Linked DNA regions of Homo sapiens: all the other regions are linked to region 1. The links are chromatin loops, found by intact Hi-C in ENCODE. Cell type or tissue: gastrocnemius medialis. All regions are shown on one strand.

Region 1 (2,500 bases):
TTTTAATCATTAAATAAAATGTGCAAAATGTGCCTAAAAACCCATTTGTTAAAAGATCCACGCTTAGGACAGGAGTGGAATGTGCTTTACTGTCTCTACCTTTCATGGATTAACAACACTCTTCTGACTTACAGGGAGTTCATGATAATCAGCTTCACTGTAGAAATAGCTCTAATGATCATAATTGCAGATCTAAATTCTGATATTTTGGTTTTAAACAAATCCTCTGAAAAATGATTAGGATGTCTGAAAATAAAAACTTTAAGAAACTGTACCTCAAAATGTACTGCTTTACCCATGTTGTAATAGGTTTACTTTCTTTCTTTTTTTTTTTTTTTTTTTTTTTGAGACGGAGTCTCACTCTGTCACCAGGCTGGAGTGTAGTGGCACGATCTTGGCTCACTGCAACCTCTGCCTCCCGGGTTCACGTGATTCTCCTGCCTCAGCCTCCCAAGTAGCTGGGACTACAGGCACCCGCCACCACACCCAGCTAATTTTTGTATTTTCAGTAGAGACGGGGTTTTACCATATTGGCCAGGCAGGCCTCGAACTCCTGACCTTGTGATCCACCCGACTCGGCCTCCCAAAGTGCTGGGATTATAGGCATGAGCCACCATGTCTGGCCTGCTTTCTAAGAATATAAAAGTTATATTTGGGAGAGCTGGGCACGGTGGCATGCACCTATATTTCCAGCTTCTCAGGAGGCTGAGGCAGGAGGAGCGCTTGAGCCCAGGAGTTCAAGGCTGCAGGGAGCTATGATTGTGCCACTGCACTCCAGCCTGCGTGACAGAGCAAGACCCTATCTTAAAAAAGACCCTAAAAAAAGTTAAATTTGGGTTTACTTTCCACCTGAACATTAAGGTCCCTTCTCAGTCTTAATATTCTGTGAACCTGTATACTATAAATGATATGTATGAAATGGGATATTTGATTTTTTTCCATCTATTCCATGATGATATGGAAAAAAATAGGGGTTCTGTAAATTTCATGGCAGATACATTGATATTTTCATGTCATGGCACTTTTAAGATTTTCCACAAGTATGTGTATTTATTCAGAGTTTGCATTTATTTAACACAAGAGAGTTCACGATAATCAGCTTCACTATGGAAATAGCTCTAATGAAGGCCGAATCATGGTTCTTCAAGAAGCCACTTGGTAAGAGATGAGGAGGGTTGTCTTATGATGGTAATTTAGGAATAATGTGGCAGAGTTAAAAAACATTAATTCATAGTATATTTGAAATGTGGTGTTAGAGTGCCATCTAGTGGACTAGAATAACAGTTCTCTATGGAGGAAAACGCTTCCTGAAAGCCAGAGGTTCAGACCTTGAATATTGGAGCTGAAAAGGGCCTTAGAAATTATCTGTCCACCCATCTCATTTTACACATGGGGAAACTGAGACCCAGAGGGATGAAGGACTTAGTCAAGATCACACAGCTAGTTAGAGGCAAAACTGGGACTAGAACCCAGATCTCCCAAGGTCCTGTCTATTTTACTGCACTGCTGCTTAGAGTCCAAAGGGGCCAGGCGTGGTGGTTCATGCCTGTAATCCCAGCACTTTGGATGGGAGGATCACTTGAGGCCAGGAGTTCAAGACCAGCCTGGGCAACATGGAGAAACTCCGGCTCTACTAAAAATAGAAAAATTAGGCCAGGCGCGGTGGCTCACGCCTGCAATCCCAGCACTTTGGGAGGCCGAGGCGGGTGTGGATCACAAGGTCAGGAGTTCAAGACCAGCCTGGCCCAAATGGTGAAACCCTGTCTCTACTAAATATACAAAAATTCGCCGGGTGTGGTGGCGGGCGCCTGTAGTCCCAGCTACTCAGGAGGCTGAGGCAGGAGCATTGCTTGAACCTGGGAGGTGGAGGTTGTGGTGAGCCGATATTGTGCCATTGCACTCCAGCCTGGGTGACAGAGTAAGACTCCGTCTCAAAAAAAAAAAAAGAAAAGAAAAATTAGCTAGGCGTGGTTGTAGTGAGCTGAGGTAACACCATTGCACTCCAGCATGGGCAACAGAGCGAGACTCCATCTCAAAAAAAAAAAAAAAAGAGACCAGCCTGGTCAACACAGCGAGACCCCATCTCTACTTCTTATAAATTAAAATTGTTTATTGAAAAAAAAAAAAGTGTCGAAAGGAAGAGGAAACTGAGAGCTTTGATGAGGTCTCCAGACACTCTGGTCAGTGTTAAATCTTAAGGGGTAGAAAAGATCAAAAGAGTCTAAATTGTCTTGGAGACATAGCTCTTATACATTTATAGTTCTAATTTTTAAGAATTACAACATTTTGTTTCTATGAAAAGATTTTATATACATATATACTATGGAAGATTTAGAGACTAGAAAAGTATAAAGAGGAAAATAAAACTTACCTATAGTTTAGAAAGCAGGTAGCAAAAACAGCATGTATAACATGCTCTCTTTCCAGATTTGTTAATGTACATATAGTAGTAATTTTATTTTTTTCTTTATGCTTCTCTGTCTTTCAGATATTCTGCATT
Region 2 (2,500 bases), 250 kb before region 1:
CTTGTAGATAAATATTTATAAAACCCTGTGCTTATACAAAGTTATTTTCCCTTAGTAGGCTATTGACACAAAATCAACTGCTTTTCCAAGAAAAGCTGTTGATTCTCATGGTATAATAATTTCTTTTTTGCAGCATTCCAGGATGCCTTGAAGATTTTCTGTAGGATAAAAGGTGGTCGAGTTTCAACTGATGACGTGTTTGCTGTTTTGGATAGCATGGGTATCCCTATAAACCGTGAAATTTTAGAAGAAGTGACAAAACATACCTATATTGACAGTGAGTTATTTGCATTGAGATATATATGTCCATATATATGTGCATATATTTATACATTTTTTTCCGGATATCAATTTTGTGATCTGTCCTTTGCTTCTCCTTTTTTCTCTTGATTCTTACCTTTTGCCATTGACACTGTTTACTGGTGTCTATAGTAAGAAATAGTCTAGAAAAATTAAATGAGAGGTTTCTAAAATTGTTATAGTTTGGTATGTTTGGTTAAAGAATAAAATGAATTTTAAAAAATTCAGCCTTACATCTCTTTTCCAAGTCATTTCTGGTCTTTGTGGAGAAGTAGTTTCTTGTAGTATCAAGAGCATTGACTCCACAAGTTAGAAGACCTAAATTTCTTGAATTCTCAATTTTATTATGTAGCTTTGATTAAACAATTTTGCTATGCCCTTCAGTTGCTCTCTGCACAATGTGGATTGCTTTAAACATGATAAAAATATTTAGCAGGTGTTTTGTATTACATGTTTACTTGTAACCAGAGGATGTCCTATCATAATTAGTGATTAATTGATTGATTCATTTGTTTTATTATTGTGGGCGGCAAGCCAACCAGGTGCCGAGGCAAGAGACTGAGGGCACGAGCTGTTCCAGTATAATAAAATATGTAAAATAAGTATAGTTATACTAGATATAGATCTTTGATATGATTATATATGAATATAATTAATCATTAGTTTGTAGCAATTACTCTTTATTTCAATATTATAATAATCCTCGCTCTACAATCATAACCTAGGAAAAATCAGGCCATACAGAGATAGGAGCTGAGGGGACATAGTGAGAAATGACCAGAAGACAGGAGTGTGAGCCTTCTGTTATGCCTGGACAGGGCCACCAGAGGGCTCCTTGGTCTACCGGTAATGCCAGCGTCTGGGAAGATGTCTGTTGCCAAGCAGACCGTGGTCTAGCGGTAGCGTCAGTGTCAAGGAAAAACACCCGCTACTTAGCAGACTGGGAAAGGCAGTCTCCCTTTCCCCGGGGGAGTTTAGAGAAGACTCTACTCCTCCACCTCTTGTGGAGGGCCTGACGGAGGGCCTGACTGATGTCAGGCCTGCCCGCAGTTATCCGGAGGCCTAACCGTCTCCCTGTGGTGTTGTGCTTCAGTGGTCACACTCCTAGTCTGCCTTCATGTTCCATCCTGTACACCTGGCTCTGCCTTTTAGATAGCAGTAGCAAATTAGTGAAAGTACTAAAAGCAGAAATAATGGCGTAAGCTGTCTGTCTGTCTGTCTGTCTCTCTCTGCCTTGGCTGCCAGGCAGGGAAGGGCCCCCTGTCCAGTGGACACGTAACCCATGTGACCTTACCTATCAATGGAGATGGCTCACACTCCTTACCCTGCCCCTTTGTTTTGTATCCAATAAATATCAGCGCAACCTGGCATTCGGGGCCACTACCAGTCTCCGCATCTTGGTGGTAGTGGTACCCCGGGCCCAGCTGTCTTTTCTTTTATCTCTTTGTCTTGTGTCTTTATTTCTACACTCTCTCGTCTCCGCACACGGGGAGAAAACCCACTGACCCTGTGGGGCTGGACCCTACAATTATTTTATTATTTTTAGAGACAGTGTCTCACTCTGTTGCCCAGGCTGTAGTGCGGTGTTGTGATCATAGCTTGCTGTAATATTGACCTCCTAGGCTCAATAATCCTCCCACCTCATCTTCCTGAATAGCTAGGACTATAGGTGTGCACCATCATGCCAGGCTAATTTTTATTTTGTAGAGATGAGGTCTTGCTATGTTTCCTAGGCTGGTCTCAAACTTCTGGAAGCAAGTGATCCTCCTGCCTCAGCCTGCTGAGTAGCTGGAATTACAGGCATGAGCCACTGGGCCCAGCCTGATTCATTCACTTAATGAATCAGATAGTCAGTCATTTAATATCTACTATGCCTGGAACTGTGCTAGGTGATGCAAAGATGAATAAAACACACTTCTTTTTTTTTTTTTTTTGAGGGAGCTCACGTTCAAGTGTGGAAAGAGTCAAGTAAACCGAAAATTAAAATGCTCCATGGCAAATACTATAATAGAGTGTACATAGGCTGCTAATACATACTGGAAGCCTTAGGGAAAGATTATCAGAGGGGCTGATGTCTGAGCTAAATCTTGAAGGATCAGTATGAATTAAGTAGTTGAAGGTGGTAGCAAAGAGTGAGAAAAACATCTTAAGCCAAAGGAACAGTTTGTGTAAATATGGCAGAAAAATAATCAGACATGAC
Region 3 (2,500 bases), 120 kb before region 1:
CCTTGGATCAGAGTAATCTGTTTCTAACCCACTTCCATTCCCAGGGATTACCTCTCCAGGGGGAGGGAGACAGAAATAAACCTAACAATTTAGTGCTAGAAACTTGGGAAAGAAGCTCCAGGAGTGCCTTGGAGGGCTGTAGGCATGGGGTTCCAGTAGCCTGGGAACTTCTTCTCATATGCTGGAGTACCCTGTAAAAGGGTCCACAAACTTGAAAAGCAATGCCTAGTGTGGCAAGAATAGGCACTCTATAAATGTGCCTATTGGATGAAAGAATGAAAAATGTATGGATTGTGGGCAGATGAAGGCAGAAACAATTTCCTTGTTATACCTACAACCTTTATGTCCTTGTATGCACACCAATTTATGGCTAAAATCAGTCAACCACAAATAAGGAAGTGCGATAGAGTGGAAACACCTCTGGATTGGGAGACAGGAGATATGGATTCTAGTACCACCATTGCCGACATTGATTTGCTCTTTGGCCTTTGGCAAATCGCTTTGCCCAAAGTCACTTTGTTCTCTGATCACTAATTTTCTCCATTAAAAAAAAAAAAGTCTCAGCCGGGCACAGTGGCTCACACCTGTAATCCCAGCACTTTGGGAGGCCAAGGCGGGTGGATCACGAGGTCAGGAGTTTGAGACCAGCCTGGCAAAGATAGTGAAACCCCATCTCTACTAAAAATACAGCTGGGCGTGGTGGCATGTGCCTATAGTCCCAGCTACTCAGGAGGCTGAGGCAGGAGAATCACTTGAACCCGGCAGGTGGAGGTTGCAGTGAGCCGAGATCATGCCACTGCACTCCAACCTGGGCAACAGAGCGATACTCCGTCTCAAAAAAAGTCTCCCTCTAGAGCCCTAAAGGCCTCCAGTCCTGTGTTATGTATATTGAGCCCCTATTAATAATGTACAAAGGCCTAAGCTCATTTATATACTGACAGTGACTCATTTTGGGGGTCCCTTGTGAACCAAGTGCTTGGCACACATTTTCTCTAGTCTGTATTCCTTCCTCTACCCTGCATGACCCTGCTATACAAAAATCTACCTTCCGGGCAGGCACGGTGGCTCACGTCTGTAATTCCAGCACTTTGGGAGGCCGAGGCAGGTGGATTGCCTGAGCTCAGGAGTTCAAGACCAGCCTGGGCAACATGATGAAACCGTATCTCTACTAAAATACAAAAAATTAGCCGGGTATGGCGGCGTGCATCTGTAGTCCCAGCTATTTGAAAGGTTGAGGCAGGAGAATTGCTTGAACCTGGGAGGCGGAGGTTGCAGTGAGCCAAGATCGTGCCATTGCACTCCAGCCTGGGCAACAGAGCAAGACTCCATCTCAAAAAAAAAAAAACAACAAAAAAAGTCTATCTTCCAGCTGACCATTCTTTTGGGATGCTCTCCTGTGGCTGGGTGAAGGCTTCCTTCTCAGCTCTTTGGGATTGGAAACAGGGAAGCTGTGCGAATGCAGAAAACTTCCACTAGAGGGTACCAAGGCTGCACCGGATCTCAGACTGCAGGGAGGCCTGTGTAAACCCAATTCCTGGATGTTTAAATACCTATGTTGAGAGATTCAGGGATCTCCATTAATTCCTCACTACCAGTGGGAGGTGGGCGAGAGATAAAAAACTACATATTGGGTACAGTGTACACTACTTGAGTGACTGGTGTATTAAAATCGCAGACTTTACCACTATACAAATCATCCATGTAACCAAAACCACTTGTACCCCAAAAGCTATTGAAATAAAAAAAATTAATTTTAAAAAATTGCTCAGCCGGGTGCGGTGGCTCACGCCTGTAATCCCAGCACTTTGGGAGGCCAAGGCGGGCGGATCACGAGGTCAGGAGATTGAGACCATCCTGGCTAACGTGGTGAATCCCCGTCTCTACTAAAAATACAAAAACAAAAAATTAGCCGGGCGTGGTCGCGGGCGCCTGTAGTCCCAGCTACTCGGGAGGCTGAGGCGAGAGAATGGCGTGAACCCAGGAGGCGGAGCTTGCAGTGAGCCGAAATCGCGCTGCTGCACTCCAGCCTGGGCGACAGAGCGAGACTCCATCTCAAAAAAGGCTTTTTTTTTTTTTTGAGAACGGAGTTTCACTCTTGTTGCCCAGGCTAGTGTGCAATGGCTCGATCTCGGCTCACCGCAACCTCGGCCTCCCAGGTTCAAGCAATTCTCTTTCCTCAGCCTCCCGAGTAGCTGAGATTACAGGCATGCACCACTACGCCCGGCTAATTTTGTATTTTTAGTAGAGACGGGGTTTCCCCATGTTGAGTCTGGTCTCGAACTCCTGACCTCAGGTGATCCGCCTGCCTCAACCTCCCAAAGTTCTAGGATTACAGGTGTGAGCCACCGCGCCCGGCCCCTTGAAAAGCTTTTAAGAAGTCTCTACTATTTGGACATCATTTTGCTTTCTTCATTTTGATTACTTCAAATCAAAGAAAGCTTGGCATAATGAAATTCGTGGGGGCTCTGGCAACTGATGTAGATCTTGCTCCACTATTTCC

What was found. Peaks named below come from ENCODE experiments on the same cell type or tissue, not always from the same donor. Only the 100,000 strongest peaks of a DNase experiment are listed, where the experiment ranks them.
Region 2: it touches region 1 in a loop (9-fold over the local background); 35 of 110 quality-filtered maps call a loop at or near these places.
Region 3: it touches region 1 in a loop (5-fold over the local background); 46 of 110 quality-filtered maps call a loop at or near these places.

Annotation. Positions count from the first base shown.
Region 1 is chr17:47,614,751-47,617,250 of GRCh38, forward strand. The region is part of intron 19 of NPEPPS (aminopeptidase puromycin sensitive); the gene reads left to right. Among named protein-coding and RNA genes, the nearest start is that of KPNB1-DT, 33 kb to the right of the region's middle. RefSeq lists an enhancer at 1,231-1,732. In gastrocnemius medialis, a CTCF peak has its summit at 1,269 (motif pointing left); no DNase peak of the experiment used is centred here; H3K27ac peaks cover 718 bases.
Region 2 is chr17:47,361,245-47,363,744 of GRCh38, forward strand. EFCAB13 (EF-hand calcium binding domain 13) reads left to right here. Exons shown (of 25, transcript NM_152347.5): 10 at 134-277. Among named protein-coding and RNA genes, the nearest start is that of EFCAB13, 39 kb to the left of the region's middle. RefSeq lists a silencer at 979-1,273. In gastrocnemius medialis, a CTCF peak has its summit at 1,106 (motif pointing right); no DNase peak of the experiment used is centred here.
Region 3 is chr17:47,499,322-47,501,821 of GRCh38, forward strand. No RefSeq gene overlaps it. Among named protein-coding and RNA genes, the nearest start is that of NPEPPS, 31 kb to the right of the region's middle. In gastrocnemius medialis, a CTCF peak has its summit at 1,513 (motif pointing right); no DNase peak of the experiment used is centred here; H3K27ac peaks cover 250 bases.